2 separate regions of the Homo sapiens genome follow, and region 1 is linked to region 2. A link is an interaction called in ENCODE POLR2A ChIA-PET data of the cell type or tissue named here. Cell type or tissue: PC-9. All regions are shown on one strand. Links, peaks and the distances in the headings refer to the core of each region. The heading gives the core; the rest is flanking DNA. Region 1 has its middle 13 kb from the start of VRK2. Region 2 holds the start of LOC124907769 (a long non-coding RNA gene).

Region 1 (9,485 bases), core at 1,046-9,045, 150 kb before region 2:
TTACAAATGAAAATCTGTGTTGCCTTTACAAAGGAAAATTTATACACCACTGTAAGGCAGAAAGGAGGAGGCCGGAAAGTTCTTCCTGTGTGTGCTCATGTTAGTCCATTTTCACACTGCTATTAAGGAATATCTGAGACTGGGTAGTTTATAAAGGAAAGATTTAATTGACTTACAGTTTAGCATGGCTGGGGAGGCCTCAAGAAACTTCAAGTACCTTTTTCACAAGGCAGCAGAAAAGAGAGCAGGGGAAACCTCCAATTATAAAACCATTAGATCTTGTGAGAACTCACTCACTATCACAAGAACAGCATGGGGGAAAACACCCCCATGATCCAATCACCTCCCACCAGGCCTCTCCCTCAACACCTGAGGATTACAATTCGAGATGAGATTTGGGTGGGGACACAGAGCCAAACCATATCAATGTTGCTCCTCAATTGCTTTCAGCTCCAAATCATCCTTATATCAAAGTGGCATATTTTGGGGTGTCATATTCTAATTCCTATATTGGCATGTAGCAGGCAATGAAATAAATGCTTGTTGAATGAATACTTGCTACACTGCCTGTTTTTCAGTCTTTTATATTTTCCCAATGAGATGGCAAATTATTGTGTTGTTTTAATTTTTATTTTTCTGATTACTAGTAAGGTTAAGAAACTTCTCATTTGTTTATTAGGCATTTGTACTTTGTAAAATTAGTTGTTGGCCATAGCTCTACCCATTTTTCTACTCAGTTTGATCATTTTCTGAAAACAGTTTCTTTATTGGCAAAAAGAAGGGAGACATATTGCAGGAGTATTGTAAGGTTTAAATGAAAAGATGGCAAAGAACCTAGCATAGTAAATATCTCCTTAGATATGAATGTACTTCCTCAATTTTCTCAATCCTGAGAATACTCTTGAGTAGGAAGGTATTGGCCCACATCTTTTAAAACACTTTTATGAAAAATGGGGGATTTTGTTTCTGTGTCTTCCACAAACAGCTTTTTTCTTTAAGCTTTTCATTGCAAACATGCAGATATTTATGGAACAAGAGTCAAAACCTACTTCTGCACCCCTCACCCCACCTGCCCCCTTTCCCATAGAAAATAAACAGATTCTAAGGTCTTTCAGTTTTTATTCTTAGGGCCTATAGACCTTGAGCTCAGTTTGTCTCAACTAAAATTATATAGGATCTTGAGTACTTGATAAAGAGTTTAGCCTTGACATTATAGACCTTGGCTGTGTAGCACGGAAGTCATGAAACACCTGCGACCGTGTACATTTAAACGAATCAAGACACTGGGAATGGTGGCTCATGCCTGTAATCTCAGAACTTTGGAAGGCTAAGGCAGGAGGATTGCCTGAGCCCAGGAATTGGAGATCAGCCTGGGCAACATGATGAGACCCTATCTCTGCAAAAAATACAAAAATTAGCTGGGCATGGTGGTGCATGCCTATAGTTTCAGCTACTCATGAGTCTGAAATGGGAGGATGGCTTGAGTCCAGGACAAGACTACAGTGAGTAGTGACTGCACCACTACACTCCAGACTAGGCAACAGAGTGAGACTCTGTCAAAAAAAAATTAATTAATAAAATTAAGATTAAGCAAAATGAAAAATTCGGTACCGGCTTCATGAGTTATGTTTCAAGTGCTCCTTAGCCACATGTACCTAGTGGCTACCCTATTGGACAGTATAGATTATAAAATATTTCCATCATTATAGAGAGTTATGTTGGACATCACTACTATAGACAATAGAAAATCACTGGAGACTTGAGCAGGAGGCTGACACTAACTACTTGTGTGTGATAACCACACAGAATATAGCGTGATATATATGAGAATGGTCTATTCTTTAGCCAACACCATATTTTTTTGATTACTGTAATTCTAAACTACATTTTTTTTGGTTTTACATAGTATTTCTGTATATATTAATTTGAACATAGAAAAGTTGTGGAAGGCATATACCATCTCGATACTGATTACATTGGGTTATCTCAGCACATAGAATAGAAAGAGTTAGAGTAGATTAATGCTTTATTTTAGACCTATGGTACTTTTTACCTATTACAACAAAGAAAAATTCATTTGTGTTATTTCTATGAAATGAAATTAATGATATGCCCACTGCCTCTTCACCACATTCATTTTTTTAAAAAGATCCTAAGGGAAATTAATTTAGTACTACATAGAATATAGATACTTTATAGTTTAAAGGAATATATATTCCTTTTTTGCAATATAGAAAGCCCAAAGTAATATTATTATATCAAAAATACTCCCTTTCCTGGTGGAAAAGGATATACAATACTGCTTCTATTCTACTTCCTATCTACCAGATATATTAGGTGAGAAAAAAGTGTCATACAATTGGGACCACTTCAATAAGCAATTAGATAAAATTAATGGTATATTATGTTGATCTCAGTTCTGAAAAGACCACGCTTTATTTAGCTATCTCAGACATATAAGAAAAAAAATTACTGTTTTTCAAGGATGTTTAAGAGGATGCTTATAAGCCACTCTTAAGAAGTCTTTCTAATGGATAACAACCATAACTAGTAACGGAAGTTCTGTCTTCTAAGATAATTCCCCATTTATATAGTTCAAAAGAACAACTCTATTTTGAGGACAGTGTTTTTTACATAGTAATCTCATTTTATACCCAAATATTATCCCCATTTTCCTATTTCATATTTTCACACATAACGTGGTTGGGTCTCATCTGATGCCACTTCAATTCACTTATAAAATAGAATGATTCTACTGCCCTTTCATACATCATGGAGCTTTGTCTCTTCTCTCCTTCCAAATTATATAGAAGAAGGCTACAAAAATCTTCTGCCCTAGAAGTAAAGTTAGCAATGTTGAATTGATTGGATAAGGGTAATGAACATTCAAATGTCAATATATTGGAGTGAGTCAATAGTGCGAAGTATTTATGACAGTGCTGATTCATTTCATAAGGCTACTCAATCAACTATGAAATGCAAATGTTACTCGAGTCATGAAATGTTCCTCTGAAACTATCTGGACAATCTGTTACAGAATAATTCATGCTACATAGATACTCTTGAGTTTTTAATGTACATAATACTTTCCTGGAATCCAGTTCCAACTCATAACAAAAATAAACTAATAAATAGATAAAAGGCGAAACAGAGAGTAAGGAGACCATAGACTGATGAAGAAATCTCTGAAAACTTCTGGGTAATGTAATGATAAGAGCAGGTTTTTATCTCCCTGCTCCCAAATTCCCATTGAAATGTCCAATATAATATTTTTAAGGGGGAAAGAGGAAAATAATTCTATGGTAGCAACAGAAAGGAAAGATGAATACTGGCCATATGCAGGAAACTTTGGGGGCATTTCTGTTAAAAGTAATACAGATAGGATTATACTGTTGGAAGGCATGGAGTACCCATGTCAAACATCCTCTTCTAGGAAAGCAATGTACCCATAATACAGTAGAGAACATACTAACCAATTAATACCAACACACCTTGAGATTTGGAGGTATTAGGGCTAAAGATAAATCTCAGGCATCATGTCATCAGGAGCACAGCCTCATTTATGTTGACTAAAACGTTTGGACTATATCATATGTTTGCAAGTCCTCATGGGGCAATGACCTGGCACCACTGAATCCAAGAGTGAACCACCAAGCGTTTAGAATAGTACCTAGTGTACAGATGTTCAATAAATATTTTGAAGGAATAAGTGAAGTTTTTTTTTTTGTTTTTTGTTTTTTAAAAAAAACCTCTGGAACCTGGTGTCAGCCTTCCTTTAGCACTGCCTTGAGGAATGAAGAACAAAGATGAGAGATGCTCTCATGCCCTAAGGCCAAGATAAGTTGATGGAATGGAACAGAGGGTAAGATGGAATGGCCAGAAACAGCAATTCAGATTCATTCACTCACTCATATATTCTTTGAGCTTGACTGAAGAGGGAGAATGTAATAAAACAAACCATCCCTGCCTTCTTAAAACTTAGAGCCTTGTAGAAGGAACAGTTGTTAAATAATCACTGAGAAAAACTATAGGATTCTATTAGGAGCCATAATAGGAGGAGCTGATTTCAGTAGTCAGGCAGGATCATGGGAGCAACACTTTGAGGGAGTAACCCTTGAAATAAGACCTGAAAGATGAGGAATCGGTAGCGGGCAAACTGGGAAAGAAAGAACATTTCATGGAGAAAAGGACATATGCAAAGGTCCTGAGGTGGGAAGAAATTTGCTAAGGCCCCAAAACAACAACTGTGAGAGGTGTTAGCAGAAAACGATTCTGAAAGGTAGGCAAAGAACAGACCATACTGAAATTTGTGAGTTTAAGTATTTTTGACTTTTTCCTAAGTAAAATGAGCAACCCACTCTTCCTTAAATAAGAAAATAACATGGTATTATCTATATATTAAGACTAGCTACTAAGAAGAGAATGATTCATAGTGAGAGGTGGCAAGTAGTTACTAACATTTGTAAGCACCTACCTAGGATCCTCAGAAATTATTTGGGAAGCAACTGGATTATCCGTACTTACATTGCATGGGAGCTTGAGTTATTTTATTTCTATGACAAAGGAAAGAGTTGATCTAGACAAGATATATTCTAGTAGGAAATTGTATCAGATTAACAGAAACCATGCCCATTTCTTTTTGGCCATAAAACAAGACAGGGAAAGCACAGATGGCTCTCTGTGGATGACCAAACTGGGGAAAATTACCAGATTTCAGGAAAGATCCTATAGTTTAGACTACATAGCTTCTTTGAAGAATCAAACCTGCCTTCTTTTAAAAATAAATTTGCTGTGATAAGCAGAAAATCCTTCTAGGAAAATTTTGATTCATATAAATGTAAATAACAATTAAAGAGGATATTTTTACTTATGAAACTAAAGGTAGTCTGTATTAATTTACTATTGTTGATTAACAAATTACCACAAACTTAGTGACTTATATGATATAAATTAATTCTCTTACAGTCTGGAGGTCAGAAATCCTAAAATCAAGCTGTCAGCAGGGCTGTGTTCCTTCTTGAGGCTCTAGGGGAGAATTCATTTCTTTGACTTTTCAGGCTTCTAGAGGCCACCTGAATTCCTTGACTTGTGTCCCCATCTTCCATCTTCAAAGCCAATGTTATAACTTCTTCCGGTTTTTCTGCCTTGAACCCTCCTTCTTCCTTCTTAGAAAGCCCCTTGTGATTACATTGTGCCCACCCAGATAATCCAGTGTACTCAGATCTGTAAAGTCCTTTTTGCCACGTAAAGCAACATATTTATAGAGCTTCAAATATTCTTCTTTATGACACTAAATGAGAGAAAGAAAGGAGTGTCAACCACAGAGTTGTAAACAAAATGATGGTGCTTAAAAATTCAAAACACAGTCAAGTTATCCTTATGCATAAAAGCAAACATAGAGATATTTTCAAATACATAAATGTCAGAACACATATGCTATAGACTGAGTGTCTGTGTCCCCCCAAAATTCATATGTTAAATCCTAACACCCAATGTGATGATATGTGATGGTATTTGTGAAGCAGGTTCAGTGTGCACTGGCTACCAACTTATCTGAGTCTTGTGAGACAGAACACCCACACACAACAAATTACGTGAAGCAGATTTGCTACTTACAGATAGGCAGCAAGAGATAGCAGAAGCTAGGATTCATGGTGAGCCAGTTTCCCAAGGCTCAGGAAAGCTGGCTGGGGTGCATAGAATCTCAACTATGCATGTCCCACTTGCACATTAGCAGAGAGACTGCAAAAAGCAGCCAGTCCTGTGTTTCATACTGTGATGTCACATGAGATGCTGAGCTAAAGCACTGAAGGACATTCTATCCTATCCTAAGGGAGACTGGAACAAAGCCTAGGCTGTCCCAGCTAGCACCCCTTTATCTCAAGATTTTGCATTGCCAGCACATTCTACACTTAATTCTTGAGAGGTACAATTGAGAAAGGATGGAGAACTGCGTCAGTCCAAGGCCACCCAGAGAACTGCAGTATTTGCAGGTGGGACCTTTGGAAGATGATCAGATCATAAGGGTGGAGCAGGGTTAGTGCCCCTACAAAAGGGAACACAGAGGGCTCACTTCCCTTTTCTGCCACGGAAGGACACATGCTATTTTATGAACCTGTCAGTGGATCCTCACTAGACAATGAATCTTCCAGTGTCTTGATCTTGGAGTTCTCACCCTCCAGAACTGAATACATTTGAGAAATAAATCTTTTGTTTATAAAGCTACCCAGTCTATGGTATTTTGTTATAGCAGCCTGAGCTGACTAAGACAACATACCGGGACACTTAGATCAACTAAAACCTAGGGAAAAAAACATTAAGTATGAGTAAAAAGTAAGCACATAGCTTCTTTTCTGTCTGTTCATAACCACAACAACTCCTATGGAAGAGATTTTTGTTTCCTGAACCCCTTGAAAGAAAAATTTCTATGTAGAAGTAAGAAATAATTTGGATTTGATTGAGTTTTCTAAGAGTGAGTGAATAGGAAGGAAGACAGAAAGAGAAGACAGATCAACCAGAGAGATGATTTGAAGTTGTGTAGGGTGAAAGGTCATTGTAAGACACTGATTGTGTGATGGACAAAGAATCTGTTAAGAATGATAGTGTCTACTGTTCTACTCAAAGTTGTTTGGATTGTTATAATTTCAATTCCTCTTCTACCTTCCTTCCATTTTTTTCGTTTGTATGAGTGAATGTGTAAATTGAAAAGTCCGTGTTCCACATCTGAGCAGATATGATTCAAATCAGAGATAGCACATGAAAAAGCAGCAATCCAGAGGTAGCTATGAGAACAAAAGCCTCTGAAAGTCCAGAAAATTTTAGGAAGAAGTTTTGAGTCAGTTTTACCTAGATTTTCAGAGAATGGGAAAGATATAAGCTATCATTTGGATTGTAAATTAATTAGGGAAATTACATCTGCTGGACACTGGTGGTGGTAATGATCTGATGTCTACATAATCATTGTAAATATCATTTTAAAGTGTACTTGAATGTTTTCTTTATTTTAACTCTCAACTTCAGTGGTTTATTTTTCTCTGCCCTTACTGAAGCCTATCCTTGAGGGAAAGGAGGAGATTAACAGTCATACTCTTAGTCTTCTTACCACTAAAAAATATATCCCTCCCAAGCTCAGGACATCCTATACTATCCTGAGGGGATAGGGGACACGGGAACAAAGCCTCTCTTCTTCTGATTTTCATAACACCACATTCTCCTAGTGCTCCTTCTGGCCCACTCGCTATTCCTTCTAAGTCTACTTTGCTTAATCTGCTTTTGCTCAGTTGGTACCCACAGTGCAGACACTGGCCAACTTTCACTGAAATGAAAGGTGTGATGAAAGATAGTCACTTACCATTTATTTGTGACATACCACTGCAAACTTAGCAGCATAAAGTAACAAGTATGTTATCATACTCACATATTCTGTGGGTCAGGAGCTTGAAAAGGGCACAGGGAAAATGGCTTAACTCTTTGAGAAGGTGTGCATGCTGGGAGTGACTCACAGCCTAGGAGCTGGAATCATCTAAATGTTTGATCAGTCACATGTTTGGACTCTAAGCCAGACTGATGAGCATAGCTTGGCTTCCTCACAGCATGTCAGCTTCAGAGTGCTGGCACTTCTTACATGGTATCTCAGGGCATAAAGCATGAGTGTTCCAAAGAACACGACAGAAGTTGCATTGCCTCTTCTTACCAGCCTCAGAAGTCATATGCATCACTTTCAACTCCATGCAATTGAAAGTCATATGCATCACTTTCAACCCCATGCTATTACTTGCTTGTAATCACAAGCAACTAACAAGCCCACCCAGACTTAAGAAGAGAGGTAGACCCACCTCTGGGTATTATGAAAAGTACAATCTGCCACACAAGTTTTGACCAATCCAGTGAATTTCAAGCTAGTATATTTGCTTTCCTGCTTGATATTTCTACTGGGGTCTAACAGGCATTTCAAATACAACCTGGCCAAACAAGAAAATATGATATTTTTTTGCCCAAGCCAAAGCTTAGGATGATGGCAAGATTGTGAGAGGAAACGAGGTAGAGTGCATTAAAGACATTTTAGATTATTTAAATGAAAGAGAAGGAATTAAAGTCTATACAGCAAAGTATTAGAGACTTACATGTAAAACCCCAAACTATGAAAACCCTAGAAGAAAATCTAGGCAGTACCATTCAGGACATTTAAAAATGATATTTAAAACAAAGATGAATAAATGAAACACCTAAGACATTTAGATTATTTAAAATGATTATTTAGGTGTGAAATTGCTAAGTGTTTTAAGTTAAACTTATTAGATCTGAGGAAAAAGCAGCAATATGTGTGCATATTAATTGAGCAAAACCTTGGTATCAAGCTGATGAGAGCTAAAGGAGGCCTCAGACAATCTAAAATACAGCAACGGCTTTATAATGGGAGAGGTCTTATAGCCATTGAGGATAAGGACAGGCATCATGCCTGAGACCACCTACCAAAAAACTGACTCTGAGGCTAAACTGAGTTGCTAACGTAGATGAAAAGTAAAGTATTGCTGGTAGCAATTAATTTAAATAACTAGCCTCTGAAGATTCTTTAGACTGGACCAGACAAATTCAAACTCCAGGAAAATATGGCATGCCAATAACTCTAGAGTTCAGTAATATTCAGAAAGGGCAAATGACAATGATAAGTGCTGTGTTAGATGTTTCTTTCAGATGGAAATGTGCCTTCTTCATCTAGATACTCAAGGTAATGTAGGATGAGTCAAAGATAAATGTAGACCAGAAGCTCATTAGACCCCAGAGCTGGCAAAGACATTCTGATATAAAAACAGAATAAACCCCCCAAATCATACCAACCTCAATATGACAGGGGAGGGAGTCTATGTCTGCCTCAATGTAGCAATTGGAATAATTTAATCTGGTCATAAGAGATGATTGTGGCTAAGAAAAGAAGACAGAGAGATCTCACAAGTTATGCTAGTCATACTGCTATCTTCCGGTCAAGAGTTTGGTCAATATAGGAGTACTTTTAACTTTTTCTTTAAATGTTAGTGAAAGTTTCTTTTGTAAAAGTCAAACCTTGTTTCTACCTGAGTTGACACAAAGCAAGATGGTACCATCTAAGCAGTGTTAGGAGGAAAATCAGAGCCCTTTAAGAATTTAAGTCCAGTGGTAGACATGAGGACACTGGTTTAAGACAGAAAAGAATGGTGGAAGTAGGCCAAATAGGAAAAAGATGGTGAAGGTAGAAGAAAATTGGAGATGCAAATTATGTTGATCCTTCATGCCTGGAGATTTATCTATTATTTTTTCCTCTCTATTTCATTCATAATACAAATAGAAAATAGCTAATCAGTTTTCATAGAACTCTTTAGGCTTTTCAAGAAATTTATCAAATAGACACCTCACCTGGCTTTTTAGGAATTATTGAATAACTGAACTGCAGTTAGACCTCTCATCTTCCAGAATGTCTAAAGGTATTTTTCTAGAGAGATCAAATTGTT
Region 2 (9,485 bases), core at 400-8,399:
ATCTTTTTGGTAGAAAAAAAGAGATGATGATTATGTATAATAAATATATTTCTCCTATTCAAAGAGTAATACACAAAGCACTGTGCCCAAAGAGAGGTGCCAAAGGATCTTACAAGCAATAGCTTAAAAATGCTCACAATTCCCTGATAAGATATACACATAGGTATGCAGTTTTGAAAAATACCACTAGATTGGTTTCATTATACACACACAAACACACATCGTATATACTATGTTATTAGACACTCTTGTAATATTTCTTACATTTATTAAGAGTTGAATGGATGGAACAGGAAGGCATTATGTTAGGTTAAATAAGCCAGACACATAAAGACAAATATCACGTGTTCTCATTCATATGTGGGAGCTAAAAAAAAAAGAAAAAAAAATTGAACTCACGGAGATAGAGAATAGAACTGGTGCTTACGAGAGGGTGGGAAGAAAGCAGGGAAGCCCATATGCAGTGGGGATGGTTAATAGGTACAAAATACGTTAGATATAATGAATAAGATCTCATATTTAGTAGCACAATACGGTGACTATAGTTAACAATAATTATATAATTTAAAATTACTAAAAGGGTGAAATTGGAATGTTCCTAACACATAGAAATGGCAAATGCTTGAGGTCTGTATACCCCAATTACCTTGATACTTTGTATGCCTGTATCAAAATATCCCATGTACGCTGTGAATATATACAACTATTATGTGTTCATAATAACTAAAAATAAAAAATTTAAAAAAGAAGAAAGTCACTAAAGTCTATTTTTTTTTTAGAAAAACTTGAATACTATGAACCACATACACATTATTATCTCATTTAATCTTCACCAAAATTTGATGGGGTACTGTTATCCTCATTTTATAGATGTAATGAGGAGCCTGGGGTTGAGGGAGGTCAAGAAAAGAACTTGCCCAAGGATACATAGCCAGCAAGATAAAACAAAGAGAGAAAGTTAATGTGAGGTTTAAGTGGACCTCCCAAATCAAAGTTGTGACTTGAAAGTAAGACTTTTGAGTTCTAACTTCTTAAATCCTGGTTTAATGTGGTCTCTTTGGATGTGAACCTCTACCATGACTTCCTGCAGTCGTATTGAGGTGGTGGTGGCCTTTTCTTCCTTTTGTACTAAGCACATAGATCTGTGAAACCACTGGCGCCTCTTGTCTAAGGAGTCAAGGTCTAGAGGTGTCTGTAGCTGGGGAAGGAGCCTTCAGCTGCTCTGCTCTTCGCAGTCAGACATTGCCTCCCTGAAGATTCAGAGTCCAGGTTCTTGGTTCAACAATTCTACTTCTCTAGTTCTGAGATTGATAATGAACAAGTGCTGCAATAAAAAATGCCAACATACTTGAGAATATTCTTAATGAAATCAGTTTCACAGGCTTTTGTAGAGAAGTACTGAAGCTGGGGAGGGGAGACAGAGCTAGCCAAAATATTTCTAGGTAGAGCTGTGGGAGCTTTATATCCGAAGGTGCAGAACTGAAGAGACATGATTGAGAGATAAAGGAGCAGGAAGAGACAACCTTTACTAGTAATTGCAGAGACAGTCTAAATAAAGTAGCAATTAATAAGCCAAATGATAAAATGATTGATCTAGAGCTTTCTCTCTAGCTTTCTTTTTTTAAGGAAACACAAGCAAACTTCAAATGTTCACTCCCATTTTATATGACACATCCTGCTCCTTGCTGATAGCCTTATGTGTGGAACCTCTAAAGCTGTACCTTGCCAAATGTTAACTAACAGTGTATGCTGAAACCTCATTATGAAAGGGGTATAATAAGAAAATAAGGAATATTGCAACCAGCTGTAACCTATAACATTCTAGTAACTATCTTGTTATAAGAGATAAACCCTGATTACTAAATTCCAACACTTTGTAATACCTCAGAGGAAAAAAATAAAAGATAGCAGTTTTTCTTGCACTTGTTTTTCTTTATATTAGATTATTAGATTCTATATTATCTTAGAGTTCTAGGTTTAACTATCTGATTTTTTAAAGTACTGGAGAAAAGATCAATTTATCTCCACCCCCTAACATATTACTTGAATATATACTAGTATTTGTGATACTTCCTTACAAAGGAATTAATACTTCCCTATGCAAGTATTAATGACATTTTTTAGAGAAAAGGAAAGAGTAGTAAGTCATCTCTTGGATCTAAAACAAATGTAAACCACCTCAAAGCTTTTTTCTTAGAAGAAACCTCATGCGATGTGCACCATATCAAGATTATAGACACAGAATTATACCGCACTCTTTTTTATTTAAATCCAGGTGTAATTTGTGAAACCTTTCTGCTTCATTCTAGAAATGAAACTCTAGCATTGCCTTCATGTTGGGCTCTGATCAGTTTGGTTTTTCAGATACACCAAGGGGCTTTTATTTCATATCTTTGTGAAATTGACTAGTTTCTAAAGTTATTCTTCTATTATAATTTAACACATTAAGAGAATAGAAAAAAGAGAGATAGTGTGGTATTATTTTATTACTACATAAAACTCCACTGTCAGAATGGAAAATATAGGAAAAGCTTGGCACACAGATGGCTAAAAAGTTAAAGCTGAGTAAATGATCAGAGAGAGAAAAACAGAACAGTATTGAGTCTATGTTCCTCCATATTATTTTGTATGCATATCTTTGAATTTGAAATTCAAATAAGGAATATATATATATATGTAATTGCAAACAATTTTTTGATAAACAAGTAGGCCAGATATCCAAATGAGAAGATGCCGTTTTGCCCTCTCATTCCATTTGATAACAGAAGCCCTTGTGTCACCTTATGTTATAGGAATGGAATTATAGGGATTAATATGAACAAAGTTAACCCCTTTTAACTTACTATCGCATAATGTTTTCAGCTTCCATGCCATGAGGATTCTGGGCAGTGCAGGGTGGGGGAGATTGGAGGGGTGCAGAGGAAAGGAAGATGTGAAGGGAGAGGAATAATAGAAACCTTTTTAATATATTGATGTGAAATGAGAAGTAATTCAGAAATGCAATTTAGTGATGACCTCTCCTCTGGGTGGATATGAAAAGCAGCCTTGTTTTCTTTTATAAAGAAATGCTGGCATGCTTGACTTTAGTGAATCAAGAGAATTGTTTGGCAAATAACAGTGATGGTGTGTGTCCTTGTCAGAACACCTGCTGTATTCTCCCAGCAAACGCTGGGGCCACGGCGTCTCTCCTCTAATGACACCTCATCAATCCGCTCCTATCAATGTCCCAGCCATGGAGGTGACTTCGAGTGCTCAGAAGCCTTAGAAAATGTCAACGTTTTGGGAGAAAAGGTCAGTCACAGCTTCCCCCCCACCTCCCCTGCCAAGCCACCGTGGGCCTGGCGTTCATTATCCTAATTAAATCCAGCAGCTGAACATCTTCTTATCTGTAGGGGAGGAGAGCACGGGCATGATGCAATAGGATTGATTTGCATATCCAAAGTTAATTAGTGCGGAGGAGCAGGTGTACAGTAATAATAATTATCACACATGACAATCACCTGTGACCACTTCCCCGCGCCCCTTCCGGGATTCAGCACAGTGATTGCTGGCTGGTTTTTTCCTTGCTTGATACCCATCCTGAGCTGTTTATGTCCTTGTGCCTCTCTTCACAAACCTGCTGTGAGTAGATTGTCTGTTCCTTAACAGGCGCTGTATTTTTCTCTAAAGGTATATTTTCCCCTGTTTCATTTGGAGGGAGAGACTATTGTAAGGCAGCTATTTTCAATTTTGTTTGCTGAAGTTGTCATATCCTGTTGGAGCCTGGGTATTTATTTTTAGATTACATGTAAGTGGATAAGGAAAAAAAAATGCTCAGGATCATAATTTGAAAATCCCACTTTGCATCATTTGAAGATTCTATCTTGAGCATATGCTGGGAAATCAGTCTGATCCAAAATAAACTTATTAGGCAACAGACACATGAAACCAAGTGACAATTTGATGTTTGCCACAAGATTATCCATGCCAGTTTGAAGAGGGCAGAGGGAGCTGAATACAGAACTTGAATCTTCCTAGTCTGTGGACAGTGCAGTAGAATGCAGGCTGCTGATGCTCACTGGACACAAACCTGAAGAAACTGAAAAAGATTTGGGTGGGTTGTTTAGGATCTGAAGAATCCAGGGTAAACAAACAATCAAACACTAGCATGATACTCCAGTAGGAAGACGTCAAATTGTAGCCTTGAAGCAAATTCAGTGCAGCTTGCAGGATGGCTCTCATGATGCCTTCATCACAGAAAGCTTAGATAGATTACACTCTTTGGATTTAGTTTGCACATAAATGTGTAGGTTGTGCATGTTGAAAAGTGTTTTCTCTGTCAAATGAGGGTAATTTTTTCAAATTAAGCCAAAAAGCATGCCCTGGAAATTGGATGTGCCTTTACAGAAATGAATTATTGCTGTATGTTATACAGGAATTTAACAGTCACAATGGTAGGCTAATAAGTAGGTAAGAACAGAATATTAAATACAAAGAAATTTTTGTGGGTAAAAGGGAGGCATTAATGTTAAATTAGCTATGAAACTGTGAGTGTTTTTAATTTTTTTTTTTTCATTTTGACTTTTGTCTCTTTCACTTTTATTTGTCAGGGTACACTTTTGCCAATCAAGTCAAGTATAACAGGTAGGCCTCCCTTTCACACAGCTTTAATGATAAGTGACAGAGTCGGCAAAAGGCATTCAACTGCCTGCAGAATGCATTAAAAATTTAAAACTTTACTTATCAGTCTTTTATTAAAACTTTTTGTAATTGTACAAAATTATTCCCCCACTGGGTTACCTTTCAATATGGAGTACAATTATATTTCTGACACAAAATAATTATAATTTTAAAAAGCTATAAGAAAAAAGTATTATTTTTTAAAGCAAAATCCATCCATTTTACATCCATGAAGAGGTATTGCAATGAAAAGTTAAGCAATTGCTGAGCCAAAACTCCAGTTGTGAACATTTAACTTTCAGTACTAGACAGCTAGGTGGAAATCTAGAAATGTAAAAGAATTATGGCTTATGGTCAAAGACTTCCTAGTCCTTGTTTGTTTATTAAGATAATAACTTTTATGTAGTATACCTTTAATCTATCCATGTTAGTGTAGCTAAAATGCCACATCTAAATTCTTTCCAACAGGATAAAAACCATTAGTAACTGTGTTTTGGAGAATTATCTGTGTTTTTTCTACATGCCTGACATCATCTTATGTAAAGATTTTAAATTCGAGAGCTACTAGCCCTGGACAGTGCATGGGCAGAGCAACATTCTAATAATTCCCAAATCTCCACTATGGTCATCTGGTCTTTTATCTAAAATTCTATTGAGCAAGTTTCCAGAAAAACAGGTGTCCTGTGTACATTCTCCTAAGAGATAGAGATCAACACATATTCTCTTGGGCATGTTTGTGTATAAGTTGTTATAGTTGAAACTCTGGGAAATATGGAGATGAATTCATATTTCAACTAGGGGCTGTTGGAATCAGCTCAAATGTCCATAAAAGCTGACACTACTACACTTTCTTAGCTTACACCCTGATGGCACATCCTTTTTGAATACAAGGAATACTTACTATGTATTTACTAAGAACTCAGCATGATATTAGGCAATTGCACTTAAATCCAAAGATTTTCAAGTCTTGTTCAAATCTGTTCTTGTCTTCAACTAGCTCACAATTTAGAAGGAAAATTAGATATGTGAAAACCAAACTATAATTCTATGTGAAAAATTCCAGGACTCTTCTAAGTGAGGAGTGTGCCATGATCCATTTGTTGTCAGAAAATACTGGAACTTGTATGTGTATTTATCTTTCATGCTATTATTTTAAATTTCTCTTTTTGTACTTCATGTACACAGCATAAATATATAAATTGGGGATCTAAAAACTTAAATTCAAAATTTAAATGATCTTCTACATGGAATACGTTTATATCTTTATGTCATATGTAGAAGTTTTCATAATTCATTTGGAAACGAGCATCATATGGTTATGGTTATACTGTGTATGAGAGGTTTGGAAACTTTAATTATAATCTTGATTATACTAGTAGTGCATCTTTAAACAAATAATTTAACATTTAATGTATCTGAGGTTCTGTATCTTATATTTTTGCATAATTCCCTCCCTTAAATAACAAGCATATATTGAGAGTTAACTCAGATTCAGAAACTTTTCTAAGCAATCTAAGTGTATTAATCCACTTGATACTCATAACTTTATTAGAAAAGTACTATTATCCCCATTTTACAAATAAACAAACTGAAACAAAGACAGATTAAATAACTTTCCCCGGGTGGCAAAGCTAAGAAGAGGCAGGCCAGGAGTCTGAAGGTGGTGTTAGAGGATTTCTAAAATAATTTCGAATTCTAAATTCATTGAGTTTCCTATGGTAGTGCTATGGGCTCATTTGATCATTTATTGAACATTTACTTTGTGCCAGACATTGTGCTAGGTGTAGATTATACCAAAATGAAAGATGACTCCCAGTCTATTGGGAAGATAGCCATGTAATCATGTAGCTATGGAAACACAGAAGGGAAAGCACGAACTGGCCAGGAAATGTCAGAAAGAACAATATTAATAGAAGTGCCAAAGTAGAAGTAGAGAATGACAGGTAAACAGGGCAAGCAAAGGTATTAAACCAGAGAGGGCAGCATTAGCCAGGGAGCAAATGTAAAAGAGAATGATGTGTTTGAGAAAATGAAAGCGGCTCAGCATGGTTAGAGTCCATGTTGTGTATGGGAGGAATAACGAGAGGCTGGAAATGGGACAGGGGCCAGATCCTGAATAGCCTTATTTGTTGAGTGATTTTAGCTTGTAGTGGATAACGAGTTACTGAGAAACTTTAAGGGATGGAATTATATGATTAGATGTGTATTTTAGAAGTTCTATTCTGGCTCTGGTATGGAGATTGGAGAGGAGAGATGTGAGGCTGAAAACTGGGAGTTTCGTTTTAAGAGTATTGAACTTGTCTGTTCACTCATTCTTTCGTGAAATTCTGTTAATCACTCATTGACTTAACCTGTATTTTTTGATGCGCCTACTATGTGCCAGACATTGTTCTAGATGCTTGAACTCTATTAGTGAAGAACACAGGCAAAAATCCTGGCCCTTGAGGAGCATAAACCGTGGCATAGTTCACTTGTAATTACAAGGAAGGACTTGGTTAAAGGGACAGTGTGGTTAGAGAGGGGAGAGGTATCTGTGATATATTTAGGAGGCAGAACTGACAGGACCAGTCATTAGGAGTGAATCATGGATTTTTAAAATAAGGACTGAAAAACCATTGAGAATTAATTCTTGTGAAGGAAAATTATCCCAACAATGAAAGTGGAAATTTACTATTCAGGAAAGCTGGGGGAGGGCAGTCAAACTGACTTTATGGGCACTGGGAGTAGGGTGGGGAGGAATGAGTAGCCACCGGGAACATTCTTTAGTCCATCAAGATGACTCAGGAGACTAACAGCCAATTGCCCATCACGAACCTTTTGACCTTTGATCTCAGAAGTTTCCAGAGCAAAACGTCCTCTTGAAAGTTTTGATTTTACGTTTGGAGGGGGAATGAATACAACATCACTGGCAGCTATGTTTCTAGAAGGGACTTCCTAAAAACAAAACAATTAAACATGGAGGTTTTATATGGTGAATTTAGATTCTCATGGCCTACAAAAAGCTGAAGCCCTGTGATTATCTTTGCCCAATCAGGGTGAGTCAGACCCACCTATTGCCAACTTTAGAGGATAATATATTAACTTTGTAAATGAAAAGAAACAGCAAGTTTACATAGAAGTTTAAATCACACTGAACACTGCAACAAGTCTCCACAGATAACAATAGTACTTTGCCAGCTGTGGTCTCCTTGACCTGCTAAGGTATTGCAGAAATTATAACGAACAAAGAGAGGCTGGGTAAGTGGATGGTTAGAACATCAGATTTTCAAGGCTTTTTCTATCCTTAGTGTTGACTTATTTAAGTCAGGCTTTGGGTCAGATTCTTGACTCTTGTATGCCTGCTTGTCCACTGGGAGAAGGGGGAGAAGAGCAGTACTTGGCACCCAGAGAAAGTTCATGAAGTGCGTTAAGGGCCTGAGTTGAAAGGCTGTAACATCATACAGAAGTGGATAGCATTCTATTTTTATTGACAGCATGAATAGGAAGCATAGGTGGTCTGACTGAAAACATCTCTGAATAAGAGTCTTTTCAGAAATGTGGAATGATTGGCAAAGGCCTAGAAGGCAGGAATGTCATATGCCTTGGCCCTGGAAATTGTCATTTGGCATAGAAGGGGTAGCATTAGAGTTGGCCTCAGATCCTCATGGGCTCAGAGGTGTGGAGGAGGGAGAACAAGTAGAGCTCTCCTTCTCCACTGTTGGGGCCCTATTACATGCTGCTGAAATAACTCTGACACGTTGGGGCTGTTAATGCAAATTTAGAAAATAAATCAGTCTTGGGGAGATGAGTGATAAAATGCAAACAACAGGGAAAGAAAGGGTCTTTGTTTACTTTCTCTTTTCCTGGTGTATGGCTAAACAGGTTAAACACCTGTGAGAAGAGGGTGCTTCAGGGACACCCTTATACTCAAATTGTTCATGGGTGTCTTGGAGATTGCATTCCTCTCCTTGTGCAGTGATTAGTTGCCTCTTCGTCACTGGCGACGCTGGCAGCGAGGAGCAGGGCCTTCACCTGCAGGTGTTGCCATGGCAAAGGACACTTGGAATAGATTCAGGCAACATTAAAATGCAAAAGTGAAAATAAGAATAGAGAGAAAATAGAAGCTTGATTCAGGGAGACATTTGAGTGGGTCAAATCGCCTCCCTCACAATAGCCATTGCCAAACTTGAGATCAACCCCACCTTTTCCCTCTTGACTCCTGAGGTTCTCTGAGCTCTGGCTATGAGGTGCAAAAGACGACTTTTTTTTTTTTTTTTTTTTTTTAAACACAGTAAGGTTTACATTATTTTGTTCCTAAGAAATATGATTTGGTTTCTTAATCCAAACAGGGTTAAGAAATTATGAAATGAGAATTGGTTTTTGGATGCTATAAAACAATTCCTTTTTTAAAAAAAATTCAAAAGTTGGCTAGCAAAGTAGCTCGTTTTATTGGCTCTGGATTTTTCTCTCATTACCACCTTCTTTAACATCCACGTGGCTTATCAAGGAAGCCAAACCACATTTTTCCTGTGTCATCCCAAGAGACTTTGCCTTAACTTTCACTTGGTTTTCACATTGAATTAAGCGTTTTCTTTCTTACCACTTCTGTATATTTATCTATTATTCAGAATAGTCGGGTTTATTTACTAAGCTTCCCTAGAACTTGAAGATATTTATGGTCAGAATTCCTGTAAGTTATTATTCTCTAAGTCAGAAAATCATCTATGTCTCTAAATATTTTAAGAATTCCGAGTTAAAGCCAGTGGCAGATTCCCTTTTTACACTCTGACTTGTTGATTTGCTTTGTTATCTAGGTAGTGATGGTTAATAATAACATAGTAGTAATA

Evidence for each region. Peaks named below come from ENCODE experiments on the same cell type or tissue, not always from the same donor. Only the 100,000 strongest peaks of a DNase experiment are listed, where the experiment ranks them.
Region 1: POLR2A ChIA-PET joins it to region 2 with 29 read pairs; 5 of 35 experiments call an interaction of 5 or more read pairs at or near these places.

What each region holds. Positions count from the first base shown.
Region 1 is chr2:58,029,032-58,038,516 of GRCh38, reverse strand. It overlaps a transcript of VRK2 not described here. Among named protein-coding and RNA genes, the nearest start is that of VRK2, 13 kb to the left of the region's middle. In PC-9, for the core only: no CTCF peak of the experiment used is centred there; no DNase peak of the experiment used is centred there.
Region 2 is chr2:57,880,312-57,889,796 of GRCh38, reverse strand. LOC124907769 (a long non-coding RNA gene) reads left to right here and starts at 3,139. Exons shown (of 2, transcript XR_007086324.1): 1 at 3,139-3,291; 2 at 4,590-4,719. RefSeq lists a silencer at 9,057-9,257. In PC-9, for the core only: no CTCF peak of the experiment used is centred there; a DNase peak (open chromatin) is centred at 7,436; H3K4me3 peaks cover 1,953 bases; H3K27ac peaks cover 2,299 bases.